2 separate regions of the Mus musculus genome follow, and region 2 is linked to region 1. The links are chromatin loops, found by intact Hi-C in ENCODE. Cell type or tissue: gastrocnemius. All regions are shown on one strand. Links, peaks and the distances in the headings refer to the core of each region. The heading gives the core; the rest is flanking DNA.

The links. A loop is a pair of places that touch in the nucleus more often than their neighbours do. Peaks named below come from ENCODE experiments on the same cell type or tissue, not always from the same donor. Only the 100,000 strongest peaks of a DNase experiment are listed, where the experiment ranks them.
Region 2: it touches region 1 in a loop (2.9-fold over the local background); 2 of 42 quality-filtered maps call a loop at or near these places.

What each region holds. Positions count from the first base shown.
Region 1 is chr13:94,831,466-94,847,570 of GRCm38, reverse strand. Tbca (tubulin cofactor A) reads right to left here. Exons shown (of 4, transcript NM_009321.3): 2 at 15,106-15,211; 3 at 10,377-10,463; 4 at 4,648-4,921. The coding sequence ends at 4,841. Among named protein-coding and RNA genes, the nearest start is that of Otp, 36 kb to the left of the region's middle. In gastrocnemius, for the core only: no CTCF peak of the experiment used is centred there; a DNase peak (open chromatin) is centred at 8,569; H3K27ac peaks cover 679 bases.
Region 2 is chr13:94,779,056-94,795,160 of GRCm38, reverse strand. Tbca (tubulin cofactor A) reads right to left here and starts at 6,241. Exons shown (of 4, transcript NM_009321.3): 1 at 6,159-6,241. The coding sequence starts at 6,211. In gastrocnemius, for the core only: no CTCF peak of the experiment used is centred there; a DNase peak (open chromatin) is centred at 6,267; H3K4me3 peaks cover 1,724 bases; H3K27ac peaks cover 1,216 bases.

The sequences.
Region 1 (16,105 bases), core at 5,518-13,517:
CCAGAACTCAGTTGTGACCCACCACGCATGTGCTAGGAACAGACCCCCGATCCTTAAGAAGAACAGCCAGTGCCCTCAGCCACTGAGTCATCTCTCTAGCCCCTTATCCACTTCAGTTTACTTTGTTGTGTAGCATAAGAAGGAAATATATATTAATGATTTGTTTTATGTAAGTACACTGTCATCTTCAGACACACCAGAAGAGGGCATCAGATCCCATTACAGATGGTTGTGAGCCATGGTGTAGTTGTTGGGAATTGAACTCAGGACCTCTGGAAGAGCAGTCAGTGCTCTTAACAGCTATCTATCCAGCCCTGGAAATCTTTTTTTGTTTGTTTGTTTGGTTTTTTTTTTTTTTTTGTTTTTGTTTTTTGAGACATGGTTTCTCTGTGTAGCCCTGGCTGTCCTGGAACTCACTTTGTAGACCAGGCTGGCCTCGAACTCAGAAATCCACCTGCCTCTGCCTCCTGAGTTCTGGGATTAAAGGCGTGCGCCACCACACCCGGATTTTTTTTTTTTTTTTTTTGGCACTGGGATGGGAGTGAACCCAGGCCTCACAGGTGTGTAATGCTGTGTCCCTCACACACGGAAGGCACGTGTTCTGTGTCTCTTGGCTCTCATTAATCTCAGCATATAACTCATCTTACTAATTCCATTTTATTGCAGTGGAGTTATCCATTCCTTTAGCTCCAACTTGAAAGGCCAGCTCTGTCAGCAAGAGTGTTGATATGTACCGAATATGGCTTAGCATCTTTGTGTCGTCTGCTGACACCTCTCCAACCGACCACTGCAGCTTCCGGCATTTCTGCAGACCCTCCCACCCACTCTCCAAAGAAGTTTCCTGCTTCTTTTCTCTGTCTCTAGTTCTGATGCAGGCTGGGTTGGATCTATACATTATTTTGTGGAGAATCTTCAAACTACTCTTCTTACTGCATTAAATTCTCTTATTCACTGCACCAACTGAAAAACTCTTTATCAGTGTTTTCTTCTAGCTTTTTACTTTCTCTTCTCTAGACTGAAATCACTGACCAACTTAAGTGCATCTTGATGTCACAGGTAAAGATGTTGGCATTTTGTTTTTTAGATTGCTAGCCAGTCATTGAATAATCTAGTTTTCCTTCAGGGACCTGAACTAGCTGAATTCATAGATGTGCATGTAAATTCGTATATATTTCCTTCTATATCATACATAACTTGCTCCTGCCCCCATTTTCTCCCTTTAGGAAGCACCCATGCAAACACTTGTTCGCAAACTCCAGGGATCAACCCCAGGGCCTTGCACTCACAAGGTAAGTGGCCCACACTTCGGCTTGACTTGGTGAGTTCCAACAGCAGGCAGAGCTAGCTCTCTCACTGTACCTTTTCATAACCCCTCTCAGCCAGCGCTCTTCCTTGCTCCAAATCCTGCTGGATATTAGTCACTGTTTTGATTAATATAAGGAGAAATAACACTTTTTCACAGTCTTTTTTTCCTCAGTATATAGGACAAGTTATTCAAAGTGTCTTATCCGACTCTCTGGGGCTCAGTTCTTTTCTATTTGGTGACTGCTGCCACACATTGAGAGCGTTTGGGTTCTTGGAGGGCTGGAAGAACTACAGCCTGCACGAGGATGGAGACTGTTTCCCATCTCTGTGGGCTTCTGCACGGGAATCTGTGGACCCCATGGGAGAATATTCCATGCTTGCCTCTTTATGGCTCCACCTCCAGGACCACACCAGCTCACAGGGAGCCATCAACTGCCCTGTCCTGTGTCCTGTTTTGCTAGGATGCCAGGCCTGTTGGCTTACTCAGTGGTTTCATCTTTTTCCTACAAGAATCCCATTTACAAATCCAGCTCCATTCTCAGGCCTTGAACACGTCTTTCTGGGTGGCATAATCCAAGCCTTCACCATTGTGTAATTTTCTAAGTGCCCATGTTAAGATCCCACGATACAGCAGCCCCTCGGGCTTCCCGGTACCCATCAGTTGCTTAGAAAGAGAGTGATGTACCATCTCCTGTGCTTATTTCTTATTTCTTCCCGTAGCTAGTCTCATCAGCTGATACTTAAGTGCATCAGGACAACAACTCAGTATTCATTACTAATTTGTGCCTAATTAGTACTGGGTAGAACAGCAGAAACACAACTACCATTTGCATTTCTTCCTTTGTGAAGCATGTGTTTTTATTCTTCATCTCTTTTTTTTTTTCCACTGAAAAAAAATCTGTATTAATCTGAAAAACACTGTGCAATAAAAATATTTCCATCTTGTGACGTAATGAAGATATTTCCCTTGAAAACTATGACAGCATCATGTTAACTGTCCGTCAGAAGGCACAGCACAGGAGGAGGGCGCAGGGCACCTAGCTATGAGTGTCTGTCTGAAAGGTACTTCTCAGAAGAGCAGAAGAGAAGCTGGCCATAAGTGCGATGTGGGTCTTAAGAAGCGCTCTTGAACTTCAAGTACACTAATACTTCTAATTTGTTTGACAGTACACTATTTCTGAACCATTCAATATCTTTCGAGCTAACATACTCAACAGGGCTTCAAGGACTAAATCATCTGATTAACCCTTTCATGCCAACTGCTTCAGAACTCATGCTCTTCTCTCACACGTGTCAAATTCCCAACAACATTTAAAGCCACCCAATCCACCATCAAGGAAAGGATTAATCTCTCCCTGGTTTATCTAAATGACCAAATAATAAGGTTTAAATGATAACCAGGTATAGGATATGTCCTTATTAAGTCTGATGGGATTTTTTAAAAGCCAACTAATGTGATAAAGTTTGCAAAGTGATCTAGATTAAACAAGTTTGACTGCTCAATTTGGAAGATTCAGCGCACAGGTACAGGTAATTGTAAAATGTTAGGCTCTGAATGGTACTGTCCAGAAAGTTGAGAAATGTTAAGTGGACATTCTATTAACTAGTTTTACCACTTATACAGTATGCATGTGCTTACTTTAAGCGTGCCTTTCCCCTCCCGCAGTTCTATTTCTTCCTAAGGAACAATTTACATGCTACAATACAGGCTAAGGAAGGGCAATCTAGTTACTGGGAAATAAACACTTAACATAAATGTAAATGATCAAAGGCTCAACCAGAAGCTCCTGTTGGGATCACTGGGAAAACCGGGGCTTACTAGGGTGCGCTTCCCCACAGCCAGGTCCAAATGAGGGGCTGAGACAGCCGGAGTGTGCACTCTGGTACTGTGGCAGGAAGACAGCCGGAGTGTGCACTCTGGTACTGTGGCAGGAAGACAGCCGGAGTGTGCACTCTGGTACTGTGGCAGGAAGACAGCCGGAGTGTGCACTCCGGTACTGTGGCAGGAAGACAGCCGGAGTGTGCACTCCGGTACTGTGGCAGGAAGACAGCTGGAGTGTGCACTCCGGTACTGTGGCAGGAAGACAGCCGGAGTGTGCACTCCGGTACTGTGGCAGGAAGGGACCCTCAGACAGGCCAGGGAAGGACAGTATTTTCTCTTCTCCAGTTCTGAGTTTCAGTGAAGTTGCTAGTTTTGAGCGATCATCCAGCCTTGAAACCAGAACAAGCCAACCGTCCTAAGCTCTTTCCAGCACTGTTTGTCCCCCACTGTAGGTTTAAACTTCCTTTGCTCATACTGTTCTGACTCACTGAATCAATCAATGCTCACGTTCAGCTGGGGCCACAAAGTTTACACACATGTTCCAGGCATGTAAGAAGCTAAACGAATTATGTATTTGAGGGGGGAAAGCCCTCAAATGATTTTGTAATGAGTTTATAATCCTGCAGGAAAAATACTTTGTGACAAAATGATACTATTTCCAGTCAATCAAGGCAATTTGGCTGTGTCTCGTACTCATGTCTGAGACCCTGGCCACTCAGGACACTGAGGCAGGAAACTATTTTAAGTTCAAGACAACTGTGTACTACACTGTTAGCTCACAGCAACCTGAGGAACATAACAAGACCCTATCTCAGAAGGCCAAGTAAAACACAAAATCCGGGTGGAGCTGCAGCTTGGTAGGAGCACATTTGCCTACCATGCTTGAGGGCCTAGCTGCATCACTAGTACAAAACCAAAAGGGGACAGAAACCACAGAGAATGAGTCCAGTCGCGTGTGCTAACATTCCTTCCTGGGGCGGGGGGCACAAACAAAGTCTGCCTTCATCCTAAGGGCCAACAACAACTCAGGCCGGGTCCCATAAAAGTTCAGTCTGGGGACACAAAGAACTCATTGGGCTCACTGACAGAGCAGGGGTGGGTGGGTGGGGCCTCTGCCCAGCAGGACTGGCTTCCCACATCTGCACAGGCAAGAGCCTCCCCTAGTGCTCCCAGCTGACACTGCACAGGCAGAGCCTCCCCTAGTGCTCCCAGCTGACACTGCACAGGCAGAGCCTCCCCTAGTGCTCCCAGCTGACACTGCACAGGCAGAGCCTCCCCTAGTGCTCCCAGCTGACACTGCACAGGCAGAGCTCCTCTAGTGCTCCCAGCTGACACTGCACAGGCAGAGCCTCCTCTAGTGCTCCCAGCTGACACTGCACAGGCAGAGACCCCCTAGTGCTCCCAGCTGACACACTCTAGTTTTAAACCCAACCTGCGACTACGAACTATTTACACTTCAGATAACCTTCAAAAACACCTGATTTAATGACACTTAACTAAGTGGCCAACTGAAAATTTGGTAAAGTATAAAACAAACAATTTTATTAGATGAACTCATTTATTTGACACATTAAGTTATGCAAAGAAAAATAAATGCAACTGCATAAAAAGAACCACGTTTTCATATTATTAAACACAGCAGTGGCTGAAAACAATGAATTGTAGAATGGACCCCAGGATTTAATGCAAAAAAACATCCCATACAGAAAAATGTCAGGCTTCTAGCTTTACGGAATCCAGCACTACACGGGCTTCTTTATACTCCTCGGCTTCTTCCAAGTCTTTTTCACTTTCCTGAAATGAAAAATAACAAAATTAAGTTTGTCGTTTAGGAATTTCAATACTTTGCTGCATATAATACAGACCAGTAAGTAACTTGAGAATTAGAGAAAAGGATTCTAAGATTTCTAAGTATAAAACAGTTCTGTCCCTTTGTTCCTAGGAAAGGAAGAAATGAGAGGTTAGCTTATTTTTATTATATATTTTCATACTATATTTTCATGTTATAATTAAGAACACAGTTGTCTACAATTATTAGCATTAAATAATTAAATAAAATCACAAATTAAAAAAATCATTATTTGTCCAACATCATCATACAAGAGATTATTTACAATGTACAAAGTAAAAACAAGGACTTGCTAATCATCCATCGTAAAATGGTACTCCAATTACTCCCATGCTACAGGATGTCACTAATGTCACCCAAGTTAAATACAATCAAATTAGAAAAACGGACTGTCTGCTTATTTTTGAGTATTCATATTGACACTAAAAATATTAACTAACATCTTTAATTTTCTTTTAGATTTTTTTATTAATTTATTTCATGTATATAAGTACACTGTCACTGTCTTCAGACACACCAGAAGAAGAAATCGGATCCCACGACAGATAAACTACCATGTGAGCCACCATGTGGTTGCTGGGAATTGAACTCAGGACCTCTGGAAGAGCAGTCAGTGCTCTTAATCTCTGAGCCATCTCTCCAGCCCCCCTTAATTTTCTGATATTTAAAAATTGAGTTTTTATACACACTAATATGTAGGAAACTCTCACTAAAATATAACAACAGACTAATTAGAGAATGCCTATGTCTTTACACAAAAGTCTTAGACTTTTTTAAAAAAGTTATTTTTCTTTTTACGTGTGTGAGTATTTTGCCTGAAAGTATCTGTGTGCCTCACGCATGCCTGCTGCCCATGGAGGCAGAGGAGGCAGAGTGTGTGATCCTTTGGAACTGAAGTTACAGTTTGTTGTGAGCTGACTTGTGGTATGGGGGCTGAACCTGGGTCCATCAGTCCATCCCTTGAGTTTTAAATGAAGTTACGGACAACAAAAGATGCAGACAGTTATAACAGAGATAAAAAGGAATAATGTGCATATTCAACATGTTTCTTTCAGTAAATTTAGGTTTACTGAGAAGAGGTAATAGTTTAATGTAACCCCAAGTACAACTACCCAAACACATTATTTTTAAACAATATTATTATTTTATCTTATCAGCTATTAGATTCCTAAGGAGAAAAAAAGCATTGAAATTGTTAAGACATATAAATGGTGTTTCTATGTAGTATTTTAACAGTGGTTTTCTCTCTCTCTCTCTCTCTCTCTCTCTCTCTCTCTCTCTCTCTCCCTCCCTCCCTCCCTCCCTCCCTTCCTTTTCATTTTGTTTGGTTAGGTTTTTTTTTTTTTGAAACAGGGTTTCTCTGTGTAGCCCTGGCTGTCCTGGAACTTACTTTTTAGAGCAGGATGGCCTTGAACTCAGAGATATGCTGCCTCTTTTTTTTACTTTATCTACCTTCTAATAAATAAAAATGAGTTTCTCTGTTTGATGAATATCAGCATCCTACCTTTAAGAAGTTCACTATGGGACCTGGAGAGATGCCTGAGTGGATTAAAAGCACTTGTTGCTCTTCCAAAGGAATAGAGGTCAATTCCTAGTACCGACATCAGGTGGCTCACAGCTGCAATGATGATTGGATGATATGACAGACACCTTTTGTCCCTAACAGCACACTGGGGGCAACACTACTCACTAGGTCAGGGATACTGAGTTATAGGAGAGTGGAGAAACTGAGCACAAGTAAGTGGCCTTGTGTGTATTTATTTTCCTCTACTATTAACTGGATGTGACATTACCAGTTGCTTCAAATTCCGGTAACTTGATTTCCCCATAATAAACTATAATCTGGAATTGTCAATAAAATTAAACCCTTTCTTCCTGAAGTTGCATTGTAAAGGCTAAAGTTATGTTTTAAGTTTTAAATCGCTGTACTGAAGAGATGTATTAAACAAAAATTTTTCTAACCTGTAAGCCCCACTTGCCCACTTCCTGGAATGCTGGGGGCTGTTGTTCATGTAAGATAACAAGCCACATGGCCTAAAGAGCTTACACTGAGGACATACATGAAACACACCAAGAACCAGCTGGCCAGCAATGGGGCATTTATGGTTATTAATAGGCTAGCAGGGTTATTATAGTCTCAGAACCTGCCCAGTTTAGGTTTGTAGCTTGTTAATAATTCTGATATCTGTGTTGTTCACTTGGGAGCTAAACAAGAAAGACTATGGCAAAAATCTCCCATAAAAATCACTTCAGTAGTGCATGGCCTTGTGGGTTCCACCTTTATAAGCATCTGACTAACGTAGTTCATGGCTATTCTCTTGAGAGAACTCTCTTGAGAGTTCTGGGGATGAACCTGGACAGTGGCCATCCTCCTAGATAATATTTAATATAACTTGCTTCAAATTGGCTCAAAAATTATGATAGTACCATTATGCTCACCTGGTGGGATTCAGTTTTCTGTTAGGGTTGTTTGTTTGTTTTTAATCTCAGCAACAGACATGAAACCAGGATAGTTCGGATGGTTTATTTTTGAGACCGGGACTCTATGTTGACCCTGAACTCACAGAGACGTACCTGCCTCTGATTCCCGAGTGTTAGAACTATAGGTGTGTGTCACCACCCCGGGCTGTGTGATGGTTGGCACTGACTGCCGACTTGATATAATCTGGAATCGCCTGGGAATACCTCTAAGCTCTTGAATAAGGATATAATGTTGACTGGCTGATTCAAGTCCCTGTGACCTCCATAGGATGTAACCTGGAATTATGAGCCAAATAAGCTCTTTGTCTCTTAAGCTAGTTGCTTTTATTCAGTATTTTATCACAGCAACAAGAAACAAAACTAAGGCAGACAATAGAACCAAGAGGTAGGCACTTGCTGTGATGATCTGACCAGGTGGCTTCTAGGCCACTGCAGCTGTTTCGTGGGAAGAACATGGACGTGTTTGGTAGATGGTTAAGAAAATCCATTAAATGCTGGAAGCAGAGGCTAACCTGCGATCTAGTGGAGTGTGGAGGATAAGAATGTGGAGGCCAGAAAATAGTTACAGAGGGAACAAGGGCTCTCGGGAACTGGGCTGGGGTCATTCCTGTGGCATTTTGGCCAGAGTCTGGCTTCATTCTGTTCCTGTTCTGAGAGCCTGAGGGAAGCTGGATATAAAGAAATGTACAGCTTTGTCTGCAGAGGGCAAGAGGAGCCTCCCGTGCTGCAGGAGAGAATGAGGAGGGCTCTGAAGGCAAACCACACCACTTAGAGGTTCCATCTGGAAAAGATGCAAATTCATCCACAGGAAGAAAGCCTAAGGCATTCCCTGCTCCTGGAGAGCAACTGCAAAGGAAAGCGTGTCTTCAAGGTCGGCCACGGAAGCGGATACAGCTGTGGTCCAAAGGGAAAGGCTGTATCTTGAGGTGCCAACAGAACCTGGCTTCTATCCATGTGTTATCTGTTTGGAAGTCATGAAAGACATACAGGTGAGGTGACTGAGAGCAGCTGAGGCCAGACACTGTGTGGCATGGAGGCAGTCCCTGTGCCCCCAGAGTCCCCGAGAGGCTAATCTATAAGGATGGAGCTTTAGGCACAGTGGAACCCCAGTAGGAAGGCGAAGCCAGGACCATGGTGGAGTGCTGCAGGTGTGGCACTGGCAGAAGCTGTGTGGAGGAGGCAGGGCTGAGCAGTGTGGGCTGTCTATGCATTTGGATCTCGGCCAATTTCATTACAAGCCTCAGATGCAGGACAAAGAGCTGCAGGATTTGGTGTTTTCTCTGATGGAGCTTCGTTTGTTTACTTCTTGTTGTGCCCAATTCTTTTTGAAACAGGAATGTTTACTCTGTACTGAATGTTCACTCTATATTTTATGCTGAAAATATACAACTTATTTTTGATTTTATAGGAACTCAGTTACAAGATTCCAGACTTTTAAAATATTGGAAAATGTAAAGACAATAAGAACTTCTAAAGGTGGCCTGTAATCCACACCAGGAGATGAACGTGAGACTCTGGGGACAAAGGGTAGAGAAGGTACTGCTTACAGTGGTGCCTGTGTGTCAAGTAGAGAAGTAGGGTGTGATGGCTGGCTTTAGTCGTCAAGCTGACAGGGAGTAGACCCACTGGGAACACCAGCTCTCAGCTTTCTGGCCTCCACTATGTACATAACTTGACCCTGTAGCCAGCCATCCCTGCAGTGATAATGTAACCTGCAATCTAAGCCAAGGAAGCTCTCAGTCCCTGAAGCTGCTTTTGTCAGGGTGTTCTATCACAGCAACCGAGAGTGGAGCTAAGACAGTCACACCGTGCATCTGGTTAACTATTAAAAAGAAACAAGACGGCTTTCACTTATACTTCCACTTCCTCATTCCTAAAGTCAGCTGAGCACTGTATGCTTTAACAGTAAGGATAGCAGTGCCACACACCTCAGTGGCTTCCTGAGAGCTCAGCTCTGCCTCCATTACCTTTGGCTTCCCTTTCTCTCAAGTTTACAGGTTTGAATCTAAAATTCCAGCTGTTTTAAACAAGAACCAAATTAATGTGAGACACTGGATTGAATCAAATTTTTAAACAGTTAGCTCAGTTATTTGTCAAAAAAAGCATGTGTACACACACACACCCCAAATATATTGCTGCTCAAAACTGGTACCATGTATACCTGCTATTATGATTCAAATATTTAATTAAACCAGTAGAATAAACATGGTAGAAAAGTACTTTTAGTGGAGTCATGACTCAAGCATAAGTTAAACTCTTCAAATATTTAAAAGCATGCTGGTACACCAGGTATGATGGCTAATACTATCAACTTGATACCTAGGAGGCAAGGCCCAGACACACTAGTGAGGGATTTTACAGATTAATGCTTGTCTCTGAGCATGTAAACAGATTATTCTAATTATGTTAACTGATGTGGGAAGATCCACCTTAGCTGTGGGCTGGAGCATTCCCTAAGCAGAGACAGCACACATGCATTCACTGTATCTTGTTACAGATAAAGGTTTGAATCTAAAATTGGTATACATGGTACCAGTTTTGAGCAGCAATATATTTGGTGTGAGTGTGTATACATACTTTTTTTTTTTAACAAATAACTGAGCTGTTTAAAATGTGATTCATACATGCATTCGCTGCTCCTTGTTACAGATGTGTGTAATCAGTTCTCCCAGGTCTCTGTGACTTCCTGCTATAATGCACTCACCTGGAGCTCTAAGCTAAAGCCAACCCTTCCTTCCTAAGCTGCTCTCCTGCCAAGTGTATTTCATTCACAATAAGAGAAGAAACTAAGACTCACAACAAGCAAATACATCTAGTAGCAAATTCAAGTAGCTGTAGTGTTAAATATTGAAAATTTTGGTTTTCTACGTATTAGGTTGAAAAAAATGTTAAATATAAGATAGAGAAGTCTTTACTTACTAATATCTGCTGAAGATCAGTATATGCAGCCTCTAACCGACGCTGGCAATCTGGGATCATCATCCGGGACTCTTGCAGGATCTCTGCCTGGAATGAGAATATTTGGGAGACATGTTAGATGACAGAACTAATGTGTATTTATTTTATAAATTGGCATATAACTAATGATTTAGAGGAAATGGAAAGTATGATTATGTTAAATGAGTCAATGTTCTAATTTAAATTGGGTTTATCAGACTGTAATTTTGCAAAGTATAAGTTCTAAGCAGAACTTCACAAAAGTTTTGCACTTTTCTTCCTTTTGGCAATCACTTTCTCATGGTAAGTGGCAATTAACTGGCAAAGCTTTTCATTCAGCTCTTATTTTGAAAGGCTATTTAAAGTAAACGGTTCTCCTGCTGTCACAAAGCACCTTTATCTAAAATGGGATCAGCTGGTCATATAAATATCTCCTGCATCTTTGGGTAATAAAGGAAAACAGTGTTCAGATAATATCACAGGGAGATAATTACTGCATGAGAGAAGTTATTGAGTTATTGATCACATCGTGTGCACACTGCAGGAGGGACTCACTGAAAGACAGAGGTAAAGAAACATGAAAAGCAAGGACCAGCAGGTTCATATTTTGTTGCTTATCATGCATAAAAAGTTATTACTTATCCCTGTGCTTCATTTTAGGAGAGAGATTATTCTCCCCAAGCAGTTTGAGCCGAGTTACCAATGCAGCCCCCTCTGAACCCGAGCTCCTTGCCTGCTCCTCCCGCAGACAAACACTGAAGAACTAACCACAGGGACACTTTGACTTTAGAGGATGTTTTTGGATGTAAAGTCTACCATTCAAAGCTATGTTGTATATAAAACACAACAGAAAGCCAGGAGGCTCAGTCATCAGTCAGCCAAGACGCTGAGCTGAATTTGTTTCCTTAGTTGTTCTCAGAGACAGATAGCATGATAATCAAAGGCTTTCAGAGAAATGGGTACAAAATTAACCAAGATTGCCTGGCTCAAATAAAACACTACATACAATTTAATGGCAATAATGCTAAATTATAATGGAAACTTTAGTAGGACCCAGTATCGTCATGCTTTTTTCTGACAGTCTGTCAGCTCACACTGTAATAAACCACTCCGACATTCAGATTCTCTATCCATATCTACTTCCTGGACCACAAGGCACGGCGGACCTAGAGCTCCTTTATTAACAAGGCACAGGCTAAACAATCTCAAGCACACGGACCTGACTTTACTTCAGGCAAACGACATCCAAGCAGCGCCGCTAAGCCAGTTTTGCATGTCTCCCTTTGAGTGTGTGTGGGAAACTGGCACCAGAACATTTCAGAATTCCCCTCCTGTGGAAAAACCTCCTGCAGAACCACTTACCGGAACTAAAGAAGATGAATATAAAGACCAAGGTCAAACTCGTGACAAGTCAAAACGTGCATTTACAATTGTTTGCCAAGCTTTAATGTTACTGCAATGAACCTTAAGCAGCACTACCCGACAGAACTTCTATTTGGTATTATCTCTCTGTATTAGTAACAGAGCAGGATGGCCTGTTAGTCTAGCAACATGACAAAAGTTCATTCTCTTGTATTCTACCCTGATTAGTCACTAAGTTTCCTCTATATTCACCCTCCTCCCCCAGCCACAGGTCCACAGCTGAAGATTTAACCCACAGTAGGCTGCACTGAGCATCTGCCATATCTCTATCTATCTATCTATCTATCTATCCATCCATCCATCCATCCATCCATCCATCCATCCACCTATCCATCTATCCCCCCCTCTCACCATAATCTATACCTGCATCAAATTTGCAAGGTGAATACTTTTCCTTGTAGCAATGAATTATGACTGCCAGGGATGTGTGTGTGTATAAAATAGGTCCTCCCAGGTCTTTCCCAAATTGATACCCAGCCAAGCTCATGTTCTTTACAAAAACAAACAAAGAGACCACTAAAAAAACCACGGAGTCCAGTTTGTGTTGGCCAGCTATCCTGAGCATGGAGCCCTGAGCACTGGCGCATGCCCTGAGCTGTGGCCGACATAGCAAGTTTAAGTCCATTAAAGAAAACTGATTTTCTTTTTCCCAGCAGCTTCCATTTGGAATCGTTTCTTAACCAGGTGTGGGACTACATCTGCCAAGACTAACAACAACTGAGTCATGGCTACACAAAGACAACCCCAAATACCCAAATTTAACTAACAGTATCTTCCTTGGAAAGTAGTCATTCAAATGAATGGTACCTTTCTTTAGAAGACCTGAATAAAAGGTTGATTCTAATGCTTACTACATTTTGTCTAAGGGAAAACCAGGGTCTTGGTGTAGTACCTGGGGCACATAAGGAACCCTAGGGATACTATGGAGTGCTTTCCCCACTGATGTGAAATTCAGTTTAAAACAAGTTGCAAGTTTTTGGGTATTTAGCCTGGTAAAATGGAAGCTGGGGAAGACTAAGCAAGACTCATTAGTTTGTAACAATCTATAGGCTGGAGAACCTACAAGTTGATCAGTTTCTTTTATACTCAAACACAAAAACTGAAAAGGAAACATTCTCATTGATAAGAAGTCTTTGTCAGGGAGAACTCTGTGAAATAATGTGGCAATATTAAGCTGGTAGCTGATTAGGATAAGGGTTCAGCTTCTTTAGTGAGACGGAGCTTATACCCAGGGTTGGACGTGACCTATAATCTATAACAACCTATAGTGTCAGCTGTCTCTGAAGCCCATGACAGTCATACTTGCTTGTCAGATGGAACTCTAGAAATCACTGCAACATTGACTAGTCCTCGCCTTAAATGGTGCAGGACGTTACCACACTCAATGTGGTAAGCTACGGACCCATTTGACTTGTGTTTGTCTGATTATTTCTGAATCCACTGAGGGAAAAAGGGAGGGGTGGTGTCCACTCTACTCTGATACCCCAAACAAGTGTCATGAGACATAAATGGTGCAAACATTCCATGTAAAGCCCGGACAGACTGACTGTACCTGACCATATACTCTCTATAAGAAGGTCACTTCAGACATAATAAAGAAACAGAAAATAAAAGGATGGAAAAAAGATGTGGAAACATTACAAAACAAGAGTAACAGTGAAGACATTAATACTGTACAGCGAAGAGTCCTGCAACACTGACTGCTGCAGATCAAGAAATGCTGTCAGGGATAAAACAGGTGTCACATTATCATACTGTTATAAGCACATCAAGGTAACATGACTGTGTATGAACTGAACAGATAAACTGATAAATGCACGTAAACAGATGGGGATTTCCACACTTACATTCAACAATTTATAGAAATACTAGACAAAAATGAGCAAAGATGGGAAAGAACTAAACACCAGCACAGAAAGCTATCAGCCAAGAAACAGAACACTACAAGAGAGGTTGCAGCCCTATGACACACTGCAGCAAAGCACATCCTAGATCAAACTACAGTGAAAACACAACAAATCTAAACCCACAGTCACACTCAGCACAGCACCTAACTGCGATGTAATCCCTCAGCAGGGCAGTAGTGGCACACCTTTGCTCCTCACACCTGGGAGGCTGAGGCTAAAAATGTAGCCAGACCTTACTAATGGGGAGAGGGAAACACACTGCACTGAATGTTGACATCATCAAAGCTAAGTGTGCTTACCTCAAAAATATAGAAAAAGAAGCAGATGTAAACAGCAGCACTTCCTCCAGCAGACGCAGGAGGCCAGACTGCTCTAACCAGGGGATTCCAGGACAGCCAGGGCTACATACAGAGCCCCTGGTAAAAGAAACAAACCAAGCAAATAGCAACCCCTCCCAACCAAAACAACAAACACACAGAAAAAAGGCAATGAATGAATTCAATGAATGAGCTCAAAACAATCAAAGGAAATGACGTACAAACTGATAAACTTACAAGTAGAAAAAATACAGAGAAAAGTCAGCAAATGGTAGCTCTAAAGAAAAAGTGCACACACTTCAAGCAAGACCAAGTGAGGAGGCGGGAATCACCAAAAGCCGCACAGACAGCCCCCAGCCCTGCAGATGAGGACATCTAAGAGCAACTACAATCCTAGCCACTCACCAGTTAACGGAGCCCACTCCTCAGAACTTACACCACTATCCAACCAGCCAGTCCACTGTTTCCTGCAGGTTTCCTGACTCCTTCTTAAGCCTACGATGAGTTCTAGTCAGTGTGCATGCAGAACACTTTCCTTATCCCTTCACTGAAGATGAACATCTGGTCTCCTTCAATCTCCTAACTATTGTGAAATGAAATACAACATATATTGTATTTTCGTGGTCTTCACATTAGTTTGGGAAGCTATCTCTAAATGTAAGCATGTAACTGAAGCATGGCTATAGCCTCTGTTTTTATGTTCAGCACTTAGCAGTGGGGGAGCTGGGGTTCCCGGCTGAGAGCACCCACAGACGCTTGTGTCTGACGTGTGAGCACTGTGGCCTGCTGTGGCCGCATCATCTGTGCCATGTCCTACCTTTGCTGAGCTTTATTTCTGCTTTGCTAGGTGTCTCTGTCTGTGCTTGTGTGACAGGGCTCCCCTAGTCCACAGGCTGGCTTCTAACTGGCAACAATCTTCCTGCCTCAGCTTTCTGAAAGCCAAGCTTACCGACATGCTCACCACAGCCATTCCCTTGCTTGTAAATGCAAGCTCCTGTCACAGTGCACAGCGCCCGCACGCCCGCCATCTGAGTTATCCCAGTTCTTAGTAAGTGTCGGCTTTACCTGCTTCTTAATGGCGTAGTTCTCTCCATCTTCAGCCTTCATTTTTTCAATCTTTTCTTCTTGCTGCTTTGCTTCTTTTTCGTACATCACTCTTTCTTTGACCAATCTATAAACAAACCAAAAATGTTTCAGAGAATTACATTTTTTTCTCTAAAGGATAACAAAGAAACTATGTAAATACAAAGCCTAGTTGAAATACTAATATGGGTAGGCAAAATGGAGGCAGCTACTTTTAGCCACTGATATAAGTATGAGCCATGTGTCCCAAGTCCTCTACTGAGGTAAAGTGTGTTTTATAGCTTTGAGGGGAGCCAACACAGTCACACCAATCTCAGTCAGATGGCAGAGAATCCCATTGCAAGCCCCACCTCTGGAGATCTCCAGTTGCCAGGCTCTACCCCTAGGCTACTATGGCAGACAGGTTAGACCCCCTCCAGCTGCCACTAAACCCAAGTGGCCAGACCTCCAGCCTGAGGACCACTAGTGGTTAGACCCTGCCCCTAAGGAGCTCCAAAGGCCAGGCCCTGCTCCCAGACTTTCCCGGTTTTCCCTCCCAATACATCTCTTGTGTGAGGTTTGTTGTGTGGTGTGACTTTGTTGTATTCCTTGGCTTCCAACTGTCAGCATACCTTTCATGAGCTATAACCTCTCTTATAAGCTATAACATATGATATTTATTGGGAAAGACACAAGAGAGAGGGTGGCTGCCTCTGCTCGTACATTAAGAAGAAAACCCACTCTTACATCGGCAATGTAAAGGAGCTAACACTTCTGTGTTGCTTTTCAAAACTGACTTTTGTGTGGCAGTTTAAATATTCTTGGCCCAGGGAGTGACAGTATTTGGAGCTGTGGCCTTGTTGGAGGAAGTGTACCACTGTGGGCATGGGCTTCAAGACCCTCCTTCTAGCCATGTGGGAGCCAGTCTTCTCCTGTTTGCCTTTGGAACAAGAGGTAGAGCTCTCAGCTCTTCCAGCCCTACAACTTCCTGGTTGCTGCCACA
Region 2 (16,105 bases), core at 2,809-10,808, 50 kb after region 1:
ACACTGAGCCTTTGCTATCTATCAGGCATCTGAGCCAGGTGATTCACACAGTCACCTTACTCAGTTGTCTTAATAACAACATGAAAAAGATACAACTGCCAATTTCATTTTTCAGCTAAGAAAAATGGGGCTTCCAACGGCTAAGTAACTTTCCTAGGGTCATAGGTGTGATGTGTGATGAGGAGAATCTGGGGTTCTGTCTGCTTAACTCCCACAGCAGAAATAACTAGAGCAATTGTTCTGTGGCTTTCAATGACTGATTAGATCAAGTTCAAAAGGATTACAGACAGAGGAAGCATACTCATTTGTTCATGGCAAAGAACTTTGACTGAGTAGTTGGTTTTAACACCATACCAGATGTTTCAAAGACAGTAAGAAATTCTGAGAATCAGCCAAATCCATGACAAAATACCAAGAAAAAATATTAGAGTTCTTAGGTACATAACAACATCCTAACAAAACATTATGATGTTCTATAAATGTATTGTTAGAAATGACAAGCCAGAATAGAAAGGTCATATATTAAGCATCTATATTCTATTTTATAGTCTATATTTAGAAATGTTCTATTAGCATAATTTTGCAACCTTACTTCAGAATCTCAAGATTTCTATATATTTTTATATATTCTATATATATATACACACATATGCATATATACATACATGTATACATTTATCCACCCATGCATGTACCCTGGGCACAGATATAAACAGGGGAGGGGGTTGAGAGGGAGAGAGAGAGGGAGAGAGAGAGAGAGAGAGAGAAAGAGAAAGATCCTTCCTATCCCAGCTCAGTTAGCAGAACATATTCTGTGTTGGGAAATAGTGATCATGAGTGGCCTTGGCTCTTCCCGTTTCAGCTTGACGAGACATATGGCTGCAGGTTACATAGCTCCTGCTTGCCAAGCAGCTGGCAGACGAGGTGAGGGGCTGACCTCCTACATTCTACTCTGACACTGCCTCTATGACATTGGAGAACTGATCACAAAACTTCCAAACGAGGCTACAGTTCAAAGGTAAATTTTAAAGTAAGACATTCTGGTTGACTGACTCAAAGCAAAGAGGTGTGGTACAAGAGAACAAAAAGGGAAAGGCAAAGCTCGTGAGGCTACAGGAGTTGTTCACACAGCTCTTTACTTAACCTTTCCCACATAGTCCCCATCACACTTCATCCATCATTACTTTAACTATGAGAACTGTACCAGGAGCCAGAGCTTAGGGAAGAAACCCTTTTGTCTACTTATGCATATTTTTCACTTTTATACCACTATATTATATATTTAACTAAATAACGATTTTACTTACATTTTGATCCCAATTCCTGCTATGTAATATATAATGTGTGTATGTATATAGAAAACCAAGACTGTAGGTATATATAAATTCTGGAAGATGGCACAGTTTGGGAACAGGGTTTATTAAGGAAAAAAAATCAATATAATGTCCCTACAGGGTCTTGAAGTAAAATTCTGTAATCAAGGCCTGCAGATCTGTAATTATGGTGTGTCAGCTACACTTAAGCAGAGTTAAGAGACTGTTAAAGCTAGAGCAGCACACTGCAGTGAGAACTGTCCCAGCCTCCTTCCAACCCACTGGCGTCACATTCATTTAACCACAGGAAAGCTACAGGGCAATGTCATTAGACTCCAATACTGTAACGTTCCTTGTCCACACTGGATTCGAAGTAAGATGGTTATGAAAAGATATTTAAGGAAGTATTTTTAATCAATCAGTTCACCCAACAAAGGCCTAGTTCATCAGGCTTTATTAAAAGTCGGCTTTAAAGTTGAAAGTCACTTTTTACATTAAATAGATTTAAATTTTCTCCATGTAGAATCTCTTGAACTTATGACATACTTAATAACAAACTTATTTTGTAAACACAAATCCTACTTAGAAATGTAGAGTAGACAAAAGTTGCTTAGCTAAAAATACATCTTGACAGTCAATAAAACAAGTTCAATTTTTCCTCTACTTTAGTGAAACTATTTTCTAAATAATTAATGTAGAAAAAAGCTACTATGGCAAGAATTTGTATTTATATCACAAATTTAAATTAAGTAAGGCCCAATGTATAAAGATTGATAGTATATAATTATAACAGTCTCCGAATAAATTACAACATATACAAAGTAGAGATATGGAAGCTAGGTACAGAGATGATGACCAACCAACTTAGTTTACCTGAGATTTTGTCAGTTTTAACAGAAAATATCCCATATCCTAGGAAACTCCTGTCCAAAAGAATTAGGACAATAGTTGCCACCTATGTATCAATCAATGGTCAGACACCAGATAGATGACAGTAATTTCAGATCTGCACTGAGACAAAAATTGGGACTATTATTTGGTCATTCCCTGTGAGGTTGGCCAGATTAGCTGTGACACATAACAGATACCTATAAAGTTAATCCGCAAAACAATAAAAATAAAAAAAAAATAAACGTTTTAAAAAGAGCCAGCCAGACCATGCTAACTAGTTTTTTTATCAACTTGACAAACTAGAGTCACCCAGGAAGAGGGAAACTTAAATAAGAAACTGCCTCCATCAGACTGACCCGTAGGCCCTTTCATGATTAACCACGAGAACACCAAGCCCAGGGCAGTGACACCTCTGGACAGGTGGTTCTGGGCTATGTATGACAGCAGACAGAGCAAGCCATGGGAGAGCACTCTACCATAGCCTGTGCTTCAGTTCCTGCCTCAGGTTCTTATCTGAGTCCCTGCCTTGGCTTGTTACCCGGAAGATGAACTAGACCCTGTCCTACTCAAGTTGGTTGTGGTAGTGGGGATTATCATAGCAACACTAAGTAACTAATCATAGCAACTGTAACTATCATAGCAACACATAGCAACTAGTACACAGACCAAATCTACCAACAATGCCCACTGTTGTACAAGTACCCCTTAATACTTGGGACCAAACACGTTTCAAACCAAAGTTTTTCAGATGTTGGAATGCTTATATAAACCTTACCAGTTTGAACATCTGTAACTCCAAAATCAGAAGTGCCCCAAAATCTGAACCTGTGTTATGTCAGCACTCAAAAAGTTTAGGGTTTCTAAACATTTTGCACATTTCTCTGGGTGGGGCACTGCGGAGCTCATGCTTATTTTCCACCTGTGGTGGTTTGAATGGCAACTACCCCCAGAGTCTCACATATCTGACTGCTTGCTGGAGCTGTTTGGGCCTTGTAGGAGGGGGTGTGGCACTGAGGGTTAGCTCTGAGGTGTCCAAAGCCCATCAGGCCCAGTCTCTGGTGTTCTCGGCCTCTATCCTGAAAGTAAGATTTAAGCTCTCAGCTGCTGCTCTAGCGCCATGCCTGTCTACCAACTGCCTTGTTCCCACCATGATAGTCAAGGACTCACCCTCTGAAACTATAAACAAAGCCCCAATGAAAAGCTTCCTTTTTGAAGTGGCCTTGGTCATGGCATCTAGTCACAGCAACAAAATAGTAACTATGACACCAGCTAAATACTTCCCCTGAAACTCTCTTTTACTTCCATTTAGAATACAAGTTGGGTTACCTCATCTCACGTTAGACTGCCTTCACCATTTCACCTGAACAAGCAGACAGCCATCTTGTACTCACTGCGTTATCTCCCTGATACCAACCATCATTTATTTAACTGCCTATTTCCATACGCTTAACTCTCAATCTCTGTTCAGGCGCCATCCTAACTCCACAACTGGGGACTTGTGAATCACAAGTGCTGTAGGTGAGTAACTTCACAGCCTAACGTATCCAATGGCCTCCAGGACAAAAGCCTGCAGTATAAATCCCAGTGGCTCTCAACTGTGAGGAAAAACTAAATGACCCAGAGTCCTACATGGTAGAGAGAGTGAACTCCTGAAGACTGTCCTCTGACTTCCATACCTGTGCTTTGGCATAGGCACCCCCCACCCCATACAGAGTAAATAAATAAATGCAAGTTTTATAAAATACAACAAACCCAATGAGCAGAAAGAATCCCTTTCATAAAACCAAGAACATTCTTGAATCATGAAACTAAGAAGTCTTTGGAACTAAATCTGGAGAAGGAAAAGCAGCACGCCCTTTAAGCTCTTGGGCCCAAGATCATTCTTCCCCAACAATTAATGTCTGCCTCATTTATGCTCCCCTTTGGATGAGATAAAATGTAGAATTCCGCCTTAGTCTATTAACACAGAAGACAATCACAGTAAAATAAGTTTTCAGGAAAAAATAAAGAAGTAATGTTTATGGATGTAGATATTATACAGCAAGATAAAATGCAGGTAATCAACAAGTGAAATACAAATTTTAAGTTTAAAAGTGTATGTCCCTGTTTTACAGTATGCAAGAAGAAATGCTACACCTCATGTCAACAAAGGGCCAGGGAAGATGCGTATGATACACATTCATTTAATAAGCAACTTGAGATTATGGTAAATTATGAGTTTCATGAAAATTATTAACTTATTGAAATATGAATACCAAAAGTAAACTTTGATAATGTCCTATTAATCTACCCAGAAAACTTTATCTACTTCTGTGCAGTTTATGTAGGCATCTGAGAATTTGTCAATGTCTCACAAGCTAGTTCTTAATTACTTAAAGGACGTTTCTCTAGCATATGTATGGTTAGGCTATAACTACTTGAACTAAATAAATTTATAGAATAGATCAAGAGGGTGATAAAATCAACAACATATTAATGGGAAAACATTTAGAAATGTTTTCTCATGATATTTACTTTAAAGCAGTCTCTTATACCTCCGGGTTCTTTTCTGCAAAATAGACAATATGCTAAAGGAAATGACACAGCCAAGGAAAGTCTGGCAAAAGAGAAGAAACGTGTGGGCTGAGGGACAGCGCGGATTACTTACTGTATGCTATAGATCTCATATTCCCCTCCTGTGTTATCACACAGTCTAATGCTCTATCACCGCATCCCAGCTGGAGCCAGGATCCTTGTTTCATTTGCTTGCTCTGCTACTAACCTGAAGTGTGACTTCAGCCACATTCTGAAAACTGCACTCATAAACATGTACTGAGCAAAACCTATATGGTGTATCTTATTTATTTGAATCACACTGTATCAAAAATGTAGCAGGTATTTCTTCCAAAAACTGAATTCAGGGAGAATTTGGACTCTATCTTCCAAATTCAGTAAGAAGAGGCACAGTACAACGATGAAATATGTTCCAGAATACATAAAACCAGATTTGAAGTCAGGCACAATTCAGAACCGACTGTCTATCCCCCCCACCTTCACCCCCGCCCCGCCCCCCTACCATACCCTAGCTGCCTTTGTAATAAAAGCTTCCAAAGTACCGTTCGAAGTACTAAAACTCGGGCAGTATCTCTAAAAGTGATTCTCTCCTCTATGGGTTGACCTCCCTCTGATGGAATATCAATAAACGGTGGAGAGATGGAGCAACAGGAAAAAAAGCTATTTCCCCTGCAGAACGATCTGCTTCGTAAGGAGGCTGTGTATCTTTTCCCTTGGAATGTTTCGGTATGATCAGCTTGGGTCTGAACAAAACTAGTTCTAATGAGCACTGCAATATGTACAGTCGGGAGTCAAGGCAAGTCACAAGACTGGCCTGGCCTATTCCTGGGAGGCAGCAGCCCACAGCTCCGGGGCGAGCTTCGGGGAAGAAGTTTGCAGAGGTGCTCACGTTCAAGCCCCAGTTCCCAAACTCTGGAAGTGAGCCATGTCAGAGGCCAGGGCCCCGCCATTGTGTATTCTGAGTGAGGCCCATGATCTCAGCGTCCCTTAAACTTGAGCGCTGTCCAGTCCACCTGAGGCCAGGCCAGGGCGGACTCCGCCTCCCTACTGCAAAGTTCAGGGAGCCGGCGCCCCGCACGCACAGGCCGAGGCCCTCCAGGCACAGGTCGCCCTCCTCTTCCTCCTCCTCCCGGCCTACGAGCGCGGAGGACGCCTCCGAGCCTCGCACGGAAGGCGGCCAGGCCAGCGCCGAGGTCGCGCCGAGCCCTGCACGGAGGGCGGCAGGGCCAGCGCCGAGGGCGGCTCCCTGCCAGCGCCAGCCTAGGCGTGTGCGGGCCCCTCGCATCCCGCCCGCCGAGGCCTGGAAGCCGCGCCCGCATCGGGCCTACGCTCCGCCCGGCTTCCCCGGCGGTGAGAAGGGAAGAGCGAGCGTCAGCCGCGGAGCCGCCGGCCGTTCCTTACCGCCTCACTACTCCGGTCTTGATCTTGATCTGCCTCACGCGAGGATCGGCCATGGTCCCTAAGGCGCCGCAGGAAGGAGAGGCGGGGCTGCGCGGCGCGCCGGCGCAGAAGGGGCGGTGGAGTGGGCGTGGAGCCCAGAGTGCGCGCATGCGTACCTGGAGAGCCCGACCCCGCCTCGCCTCCCGACTCTTACCTGGAATCCTTGCATCTAGACTGCTGGTACCTAGAGCTGGAGACTCTCAAAGCCCTATACCAGCTGCTTCTCCCTGGTGCTTGGACAGGATTTGTACACAAGCTGCACTTTTATTTTCTCAGTCTCCATAGCCTGAGTTAAGAAACTTTCTGTTCCTGAGAAAGTGAACAGGATTAGCTGCTTAATGGACAGTGTGACTTAGAAACTATTAACAAGGATAATTTTTGTTTTCACTGTCTGTTGTCAAATGGAGAAAGAGATCTGTGTTTGATGAAATAAAATACCATAATGCAGACAGTCAAAAGAAATTTTTAATTTTAATTTAATTTTTTTTTTTACATTCCAATCCATGCCCCCTCTTCCGGTTCCCTTTCTCCATATAGTCCCTTCCCTTTCCAGAGTGTTACTTATGTAAATTGTCTTGTGATGTTTGAGTTTATGGAGAGAGGACTCTGGGAGTAAGGAGGTTCCTCTTGTCCTAAATTTTAGCAAGTTTGTTTCAAGTGTCCAGCAAGACTCCCCGTCCTGAGACATGCTGGCCCCCTACCCCTGAGACAGGGAGAAAACAGTACAGCATTGCACCTTCTTGGCCTAGAGGGGAGCAGCCCTTTCCTCCTAGCCTGATGGCCTGAGACCAATCTGCAGGACTCAAAAGTGGTAGAGTGTAAGAACCAGCTCTCGCAAGTTGTCCTTTGACCTCTGCAAGTTCACTGTGGCTTGCAAATATACACAGAAGTGTATGAAATAAACGCTTGGTTTTTGTTTTTTAAGTTGTGTAAAAGTATGCCTACACTGGCAACAAAATGGCAGAATCCCATCCACAGAGAGAATCTCTGACTGGGGGACTCCGAGGGACTTCTCCAGTGCTTTGTGCAGGGTGTTGTAAGAACCTGTTTCGATGGTGTCATCTATCCGCTCCCTGCTATTTATTTGTTCATCTCCTTTTTCTTGCTACACACTTAATGGACTCAGTCATTTGAGAGCAAATGACTAGCCACCTATCTCACATGTGGAGTTCTATCCTTTAGCGAACACAGGACCCCGGCACTCAACCTCCTTGAAGAGCCCTAAGAAATAATGCCCACGTCACGTGACAGGTGTATAGAGGGTGGCATTCAGCACAATGCCTAAACACAGCAGACATGGGACAACTTTTGACTCCACCATATTTTCCAAGATACAATTTGCATAGAACAAGGCACCCTGAACTGTGTTCTAGAGTCTCTTCCTGTTGAAGCACCCCTACAACCCCCAAGGAATTGAGGCATGGCCTCCATTGCGTCCTCATTTCTTGGTTCTGTTCTTCACTTGATGCTCTTGGCCTCTCCTGACCCTTAGTTCAGTTCTCATCTTCATGGCTGGCTCTGGAACATCCTTCAGTCTTGTCAGAGCAGAGCTCCAGGTATAAATCCAGTCTCAAAACCTAGCTCCCACGGAAAGACTCCCAATGCTGCCCCTGCCTGTGCAGTTCTCCAGGAATACATTGATCCCTTGCATTCTGTGTATATTTGTTTGAAAACAATTTGGTTTGAGTTCTTTACAAGGGCTGTTCCCACCCCTTTAGCTGCAGTATAAGCATGTTAAGAGGCAAGAATCCTGTCTTTCATAAACCTTTCTCTTAAATCTCCATCTGCGTGATCCACACAGCAGGTGCTAAATTCAATAAATACATTTCTCTAGCTGGCTGGCACACTGAACTACAATCCCAAGTGACACAGCAGAGCTGTGAAATGCAGAGGAGGGGACAAACACAGCAGCAGCAGAGTCACCAACGCAAAATGCTGTGAAGGTAATAGAAACTGCAAACCACACACCAGAGACAGTGTGCTCAGGCCTTCTGCCACTGCCCAAGCTCTTTTAGCCACCACAAGTAAAATCATTTGACTCACTACATCTTCCTTTTTTCCTTTTTGCCCAGATTTTCAGACATTCTGAGCTCAGTTTTGTGCTAATTGGCAGAAATTTCTTTTACACACACACACACACACACACACCAATTTTGTATCTGTCTTTCTTTTAGTTCTTGTCTATGCCTTAACTGGAAACCACTCACTAATGTATGTAATTAATTCAGCAGCCAACAGATACTGCTGCGCGTATCCAGTCCCAGGCCCTCTGGGACAGTTTGCATTTATCTATCTGTGTATTCTACATCACATTTGGGTGGCTGCAAGGTACCAACATGGAGTGTGGCAGCAGTAGGGAATTAGATGGCCTTGTCCCAGTTTCTTGAGCTCATAGTTTTAGTTAAGGATATGTATGTTTCGGGAGCCAGTCCAACCTGGGTCAAGTCCCAACTCCTCTTTTCACTAACTGTAACACTGAACAAGTTGCTTAACCACCTCTTAGCCTGGTGTCTTTATCTGTAAAAGGTAGAAGGTGGTAATAATACCAACCTCCTAAGGCTTTGACGGAGCTTAGCTCGGTGCTGGTGTTTATTCGAGCACTTATAACACGCTTGTGCCGTAAGTCATCTGGGGAAGAGGTCCTAAATTAGGAAGTGTGCTCACAGGAGGATACGAGCATAGAGCTGTGAGTGAGTGGGATCAACAGCAATAAGATCAGACTGAGCTGGAGTTTGATCATTTCATCTAGCAAAGACTATATGGTTAACTTAGTCACCACTGTACCACTGTATCTCAACATGTAGCCATGCCTGGCACATAGTAGGCACAATGTGTTAGGCCTTTCTCCTTCATTTTTTTCCCTTTTCTTTTTGACAAGGTATAGCTACATTGCCCAGCCTGCCCTTGAACACAGTATCCTCCTGCCTCAGCCTCATGAGTAGATGAGATTATAGGCAGGTGCCATTATGCCTGGCAATATACATTTCTTCAATAAATGAATAAGCTGCTTTGAAGAGCCTTTTGGTTTCTATTTAACCATATGTCACAGAGACTGCTCTCTCCAGCAAGATGATGACAGGGACAACCTGAAAGACCCTTCCCCTCCTCGCATACACTGGTCTTCCTCTCTGCTTTGCTCTGACAGACAGCTACAGAGACAGCTCAGAGGACAGAGTGATGCTGTATGCACACCAGGGCCTGAGCTCAGATTCCCCAGAACCCCTGTAAAAACCTAGCAAGGCCATGTGCTCATGTAACTCCAGCACTGAGATGGGGCAGATGGTACAGACTGGAGGATCCCCAAGACTCGATGGCCAGCCAGCCAGCCAGGCCAAAACATCAAACTCTAGGCTCAGTCTCAAAAAGAATATGGAAAGCAATCAAGGAAGAAACCCAGAGTCAGCCTTTGGCTTCTATATGTGCCTACACAGGAGAGTGCACCCATATATACTTGCACAAATATGTATGCATATACCATGTAGGCAGGCAGGCAGGCAGGCAGGCAGGCAGGCAGATAGGCAAAGAGATGGGGAGGAGAGATATGTGCAGAAGAGGCCAGAATTATCCATAAACCTTGTCAATTTTATGGACATCATGTCACCACTGATCAAAGAGCTTCTAGCACAGTGGTGACACTCAATAACCAGGCTGATATGGTGCCTTAGCTTACAGTATCACACAGCTCTATCTGCTCAGCCCTGAGGTGCTGGTCTTTGACTAGAATGACTAGAGTAGTAGGGGTGTGGGTACAAGCTGCAGCAGACAGCCTGTAGGGTGAATGACAAGGACTCCTGCCTCCTGGCACTTATGCCCTTGTGTGACCCTCACCCCATAAATATAGACATGTTGACTCAGTTATAACTACTAGTGTTTGGCAGAAGTGAGGAGAAGTTACCTTTTGCTATTAGATTTTAAAAATGGTTCTCGTTTTGGGTTACATTTTCTCAGTTTTCTTTCCATGGAGGACGTTCACCTGAAGCTCTTCAGCCATGTCTCTGTGGAGATGACTGCAAATGATTGCAAAAGTAATACTAACTGTTTCTTGAGATGACCTTCACGTCCTGCTAGTTTTCCTTAGACCAACGTACGTAAGACTTTCTTCAGTGTAGGTATAGGAGCAGGGCTCTGGTTCTCAACGATTAACTCTACAGTTTAAATCTGACCCTAAACCTCAGTACTCCACATAAATAATAAAAACCTTCCCTCTGGATGCTCTCACTGAAGGTCAAGGGTCCGTTCTGTACCTGGTGCTGTTGTAGCCACTGGTGCTACAAGGACACTGTGGGGACAGATTTTAAAGGGCTGAGGAAATGAATGTGAAGTGTAGTTCCTACCACACAGCAGTGATTCCACAGGTTATTAGTAAAACATTAATAATAAACACCAATCACAGTGTTATTGATCACAATAGAGATTGTGATTCCCAGCACTGAAAAACACAGATATTTACATTACACTTCACGACAGTAGCAAAACTACAGTTATAAAGTGGCAACAAAAATGATTTTATGGCTGAGGATCAGCACAACATAAGGACCTGTATTGAAGGTTGGGAAACCCTGCTCTAAGATTCACAGGCTAATAAACATATCCACCTATGTTGAAATTGTCTTGAATATTATGCCTGGTCCACATACTGCTAAAAATCAGTAATTTCTCTTCTTTAAGAAGAATGGGACTTGCAATCCCAAATGGGAGGGTCTTGACTATGAACCCCTTCAAGGCTCAGGAAAAAGTTGTTTCCATGGTCGAGATGCAAAACTGATCCTGCTAATCACCTTTTAGAAAGGAAGACTTTTACTAAAAATTACAAAACACATAAAGAAATGTACACAAGTAGGAGTATGGTTTCATGGGCTTTTTGAAAGTCAACATAATAGTATAGCCAAGAACACTCTCACTGGCAGAGGCTGTAGAAACTCACCAAAGTTTCTCAACACATCCCACCCGAGAAGCCGCTATTCTGACCATGGACAGTGGTTCCACTATTCTGACCACGGACTAGTTTCCCTGTTGTAAGTTTTATGGAAATTCAGTATCTCAGTTACTGTTTTACTCCTGTCAAGAAGCACCATCACCAAGGCAACTTATAAAAGAAAGCAGTTAATTGAGGGCTCGCTTCCACTTTGAGTAAGTCCGTTTGGTGAGAAGCATGGCTGCAAGCAAGCAGGCATGGTTCTGGCACAGTAGCTATGAGCTTACAACCTGTTCTACAAGCAGCAAGCAAAGAAAGTGAGAGTGAGCCCAGAGTGGGCTTTTGAAAACTTGAAATCCCACATCCAGTGACACATCTCTTCCAACAAGCCCACACCTCTCAATCCTTCCTAAATAGACCACCAACTGGAACCAAACACTCAAATATATGAGCCTACGTGGCCATTCTCATTCAAACCACCAAATTCAGCCATGCAGGAGGGAACCTTTACATCTTGCTTTCTGCACTTCACATTACGGGAGATACATTTGAGTGCTTTGTGTTTCTCTTTTCTCCTTTTCTATTGCTGTGCAGAATTACAGTGCATGAGTATCTCATGACTCAGTCTACTGTTGGCTTTTGGGGAGCCTCTGACTTCAGGCTATGATGCACAGTGCTCTCATAAATGTCATTGTAGTCATTTTGGTGACAAGATGAAAGCATTTTGTTCTGGACACTTAGGGGAAGAGTTGGGGGGGGTGTCATAGATTATGCCATAGATGTCTACTTTAATAGACCCTGCCAAACAGTTCTTCCAGCTATATCTATGTTGTGTCAATTACATTCTTATTAGCATGAAGACAGAGTTCTACTGGCTCTAAAATTCCACTAACACTTTCCAGTGTCTGCCATCTTTTTCTAGCCGTTCCGGTGGTCTTTTGTTATGGTTTTAAGTTGCATTTCCTGGATGGTGGACTAAGCTCACCATTATGTGTATCCTAAGTGTCTCAATATCCTCTTTTGAAAATTAGTTATTCATACCTTTTGTTCATTTTTCCATTCTCCCTTTCTCATTGATGATCAGAGTTTCTTATATATTATGGGTATATGTCAGCTATTAGATATACAAATTATAATGTATTCACCCCAACACTCCTTTTCACAACTACTTTGAGGAATTGTTTTATAATGTCTACTGAAGTCAAATATATGCAATCCCTATGACTTACAAAAGCATCTCTAAATATCTAGTAGCAATGCTCACAGTGGGGCTGGGGAGTGGGCTCAGGGGGTAAAAGTATTAATCTCCCAAGCTTGACCAAATGAGTTCAGTCCTAGAAGCATACATAGAAGCTGTTTGTGGTGCTGTTCATTTATAATCTCAGTACTTCTATGACAAGGTGGAGACAGGAGAATCGCCCATATTGCAGGCCAAACTATCATGGAACGTGAAGCACAGGGACAGATACAGGAGAGACTCTGTCTCGACAAAGCAGAAGGCAAGAGGCAGAGAGTTGTTCTCTGACATCTATACAGGTGCTGTGGCTTCCCACGTATCTGTACTCACTCGATATGTGTGTACAGCTACATACATTCAAAAAACTACCAGGGGATGAGAGGACATAAAGGCGGCCAGGAGTGTTCCTGGAAGGACACTTGTAACACGCAGAAGCTAGAAACAACTCTACTTTGTGCCTTGCCTTTCTGTTCTCTGACCCACGGTGTGTTAGTGATGAGGATTTGATTTTCAATTTAGAATATTTAGTAGTCGACTTTCTCATTTGTGGTCTCTGTCTCTTGTGTCCTACTTATGAATTTTACTTAGGAGCTGTGTCTTGGAGATGTTATTCCATGCTTTAGTCTATGTTTATATTTCATCTTTTACATCTGTTTTACAGTCCACCCAGAATCCTCATTTGTGTGATGTGTCAGATAGAAGTGGATATCAATGTTTTCTCATATGCATTTATTATTATCCCCATCCTATGCCTTTTGCCCTTTTTTCTTCTCATGTGATATGTGTTTATGTGTGTGTGTATGTTGTCTCTCTCTGTGTGTGTGTGTGTGTTTGCATGTATGTGGGTGTAGGTGAGTGCAACATGATTGTGGTGGTTTCAAGAAGACATCAGAAGTCATCTTCAGCTGATCTGCACTAAGTTCATGAGGCAAGGTCTCTCAGTGGAACCGAGAGTTCTCTGCTTTAGACAGTTTAGTTAGCCAGTTTGCTCTGAGGATACCCATCACTAAGAGCTGATTGCAAGTGGGCTCCTGCACCCATCCAGCACTTGCATGGGTTCTGGGGATCGAAACCTCTCCAGCTATCACAGGAAATGATCTAACCACTGAGCAAGCTTCCCACCATGCTTCATTGTTAAATAATTACTTGTGTCTGTGTCAGGCACTTGTAACTGCCTCACCTAACATCTGTTACCAACAGAGTTCCTCCTCTTCACCTCCATGTTTCGACCTGCTCTCATCAACTTAATCTGCAGCTGAGAGTGCTCAGAGGCACAATTGTGGGTGCTTAGAGTTACATATTGGAAAGACTTTGGATTTCTTGATAAAGGGAGGAACTGCCCCTTCCCTGTCCTTTCCTATGACAATAACTGGAATAACCAGAGCTTAGAACACTCATGGAAGTCCTGAAGTGCCAATCTGCTATCACTGCTTTGTTGAAGCAAAACCAGAAGCCAGCCCTCTCTAGTCACTGGTCCTGAGGAAAACATTCTCATATGGCTCCGTGCTGCCCATGACACTCCTACCACTTGAACACCAAAGGATTTCTAATTGCTACCGATGCCACAAGCACTCGATCCATGGAGTTGTTACCTCTTTCCTCTAGTAAAGACACCACCGATGAAAACAAAATACCTTCAACTTTGGCTTTTGTAATGTGTGTTCTCACTGTGAAAAATACTGAACGTGCCATTTAACTGGCCACAGGTCACAGGGTGCAGGTGTCAGAGGACATACATCTTAGACAATAATATACGCACATAATCTTTCTGACAATGACTTACTGATGATTCTGTTTACAGATGAACAGACATCTGATATAACAATTCATTGTTCTGACACATATTGTAATTGTGCTGTGCAGTTTTTAATACATAATGTTACATTCAGCTCGGCCCATGGTCTAATACCATGTAACATAAATTTTGCCAAAAGGAACATTACATGACACTGACTTTTAAAAGGCACACACAGTATTTTCAGATCACCTGCTTTTTATCCATGAGTGCCCAATTCAGAAATCAAGTTGGCAGGCAAAAGTGGAGGGAATGTGTAGCCTCAGAGCAGCGTATTTATCTTGAATCATTTTGTGCATTTCTACCTGTAGTCAATGATGCCATTCCATTTTTATGTGGAAATGCATGAGCAACATCAATGAACATTTTTTTGTCATCTAAAGTGAGATTTTTATTCAGCGTCGATCAGTAGAGACCTGAAAAGTATTTTCAGATTACATGATATGGATAAAAATCTCTTGCAGGTTTATCACGAGCCATCTATTTGGAACCCTCGACAAATTGTTTAGGATTGTTTTATTTTTCTTCTATCGATGACTTTTAAAAAATAAGACATCTTTGTTAGCTGTGAAATATTTTCAGTTGTTATGATGTTTCCTTCTTTTGAATTAATAAAAAATTAAACAAAAAGGGGGTAAAAATCTGGGGGTCAACATATTTAAAAACTGCTTTTAAAAAAAAGGCTTAAGGGCTGGAGATAGCTCAGTGATTAAGAGTGTGCATCTGTAGTTGATTCCCAGTACCCATGCCCAGCGACTACGGGTAAATATAGCTCCAGAGAATATAAAGGATTTTGTGGGCACCCACACAACCATGCCCATACCCACCGCAACCAATCCAACACATTTATATACATAGTTAAAAATGCATTGTTTAAAAGGAGAATAAGGCCGGGCAGTGGTGGCCATGCCTTTAATCTCAGCACTTAGGAGGCAAAGGCAGGTGGATTTCTGAATTCGAGGCCAGTCTGGTCTACAAAGTAAGTTCCAGGACAGCCAGTGCTATACAGAGAAACCCTGTCTCAAAAAACAAACAAACAAACAAAAAAAGGAGAATAAATACTGGATGTCTTAGTTAGGGTTTACTGCTGTGAACAGACACCATGACCAAGGCAACTCTAATAAGGGACAATATTTAATTAGGTCTAGCTTACAGGTTCAGTCAAGTATCATTATAGCAGGACACATGGCAGTGTCCAGACAGGCATAGTACTGGAGAAGGAGCTGAGAATTCTATACCTTTCTCTGAAGGCTGGTAGGAGAAGACTGGTTCTCACATGGTTAGGAGGAGGGTTTTATTGCCCACTCCCACAGTGACAAACACTTCCTCTAACAAGACCGCACCTACTTCAACAAGGCCATACCTCCTAATAGTGCCACTCTCTGGGCCAAGTGTATTCAAACCACCATACTGGATCACAAAGATTCCATGATAGAGTTTTAAGTTTTGATATTCACTCATTTATGAAATTATTTCCCAACAGTTTATTGTGCTTGAGGGAGAACTACTGAAGGTCCAGAGAGTTCCTTTTAGGTAAGAAACCTGAAGTGTAGTAATGGGTAGTTTTTGCTGCATCTCTTTGAGCTCTCAGTGAGTAGTAAATATGCATCCACCCAGGAGCTATCCCGGATGAAAGACACACACACACATTAGCTCATTTTTAACCTGCCTTACTGGCTCAATGGCTGTGCTTCTCTAAGCCTCCCATGGCTAGCACACCCTTTTTTCCTCCTAGCTCAACACTTCTAAATCTCCTCCAATTTAGTTGCCTGGTTACCTTCTGTGAAGTCCATTGGTTTTGCTGCCCAAGATGCTGTCAGGCTGCTCTTCCATGGGCTGCTCTCCCTTTCTGTCTATATTTTGGAAGATCTCCCCTGTAGCTCTGACTCTTCCATCTCCCCCTGCACCACCACCACCACCACCACCACCACCCCGCCCAAGTATCTTGATTCTCTTTCTTT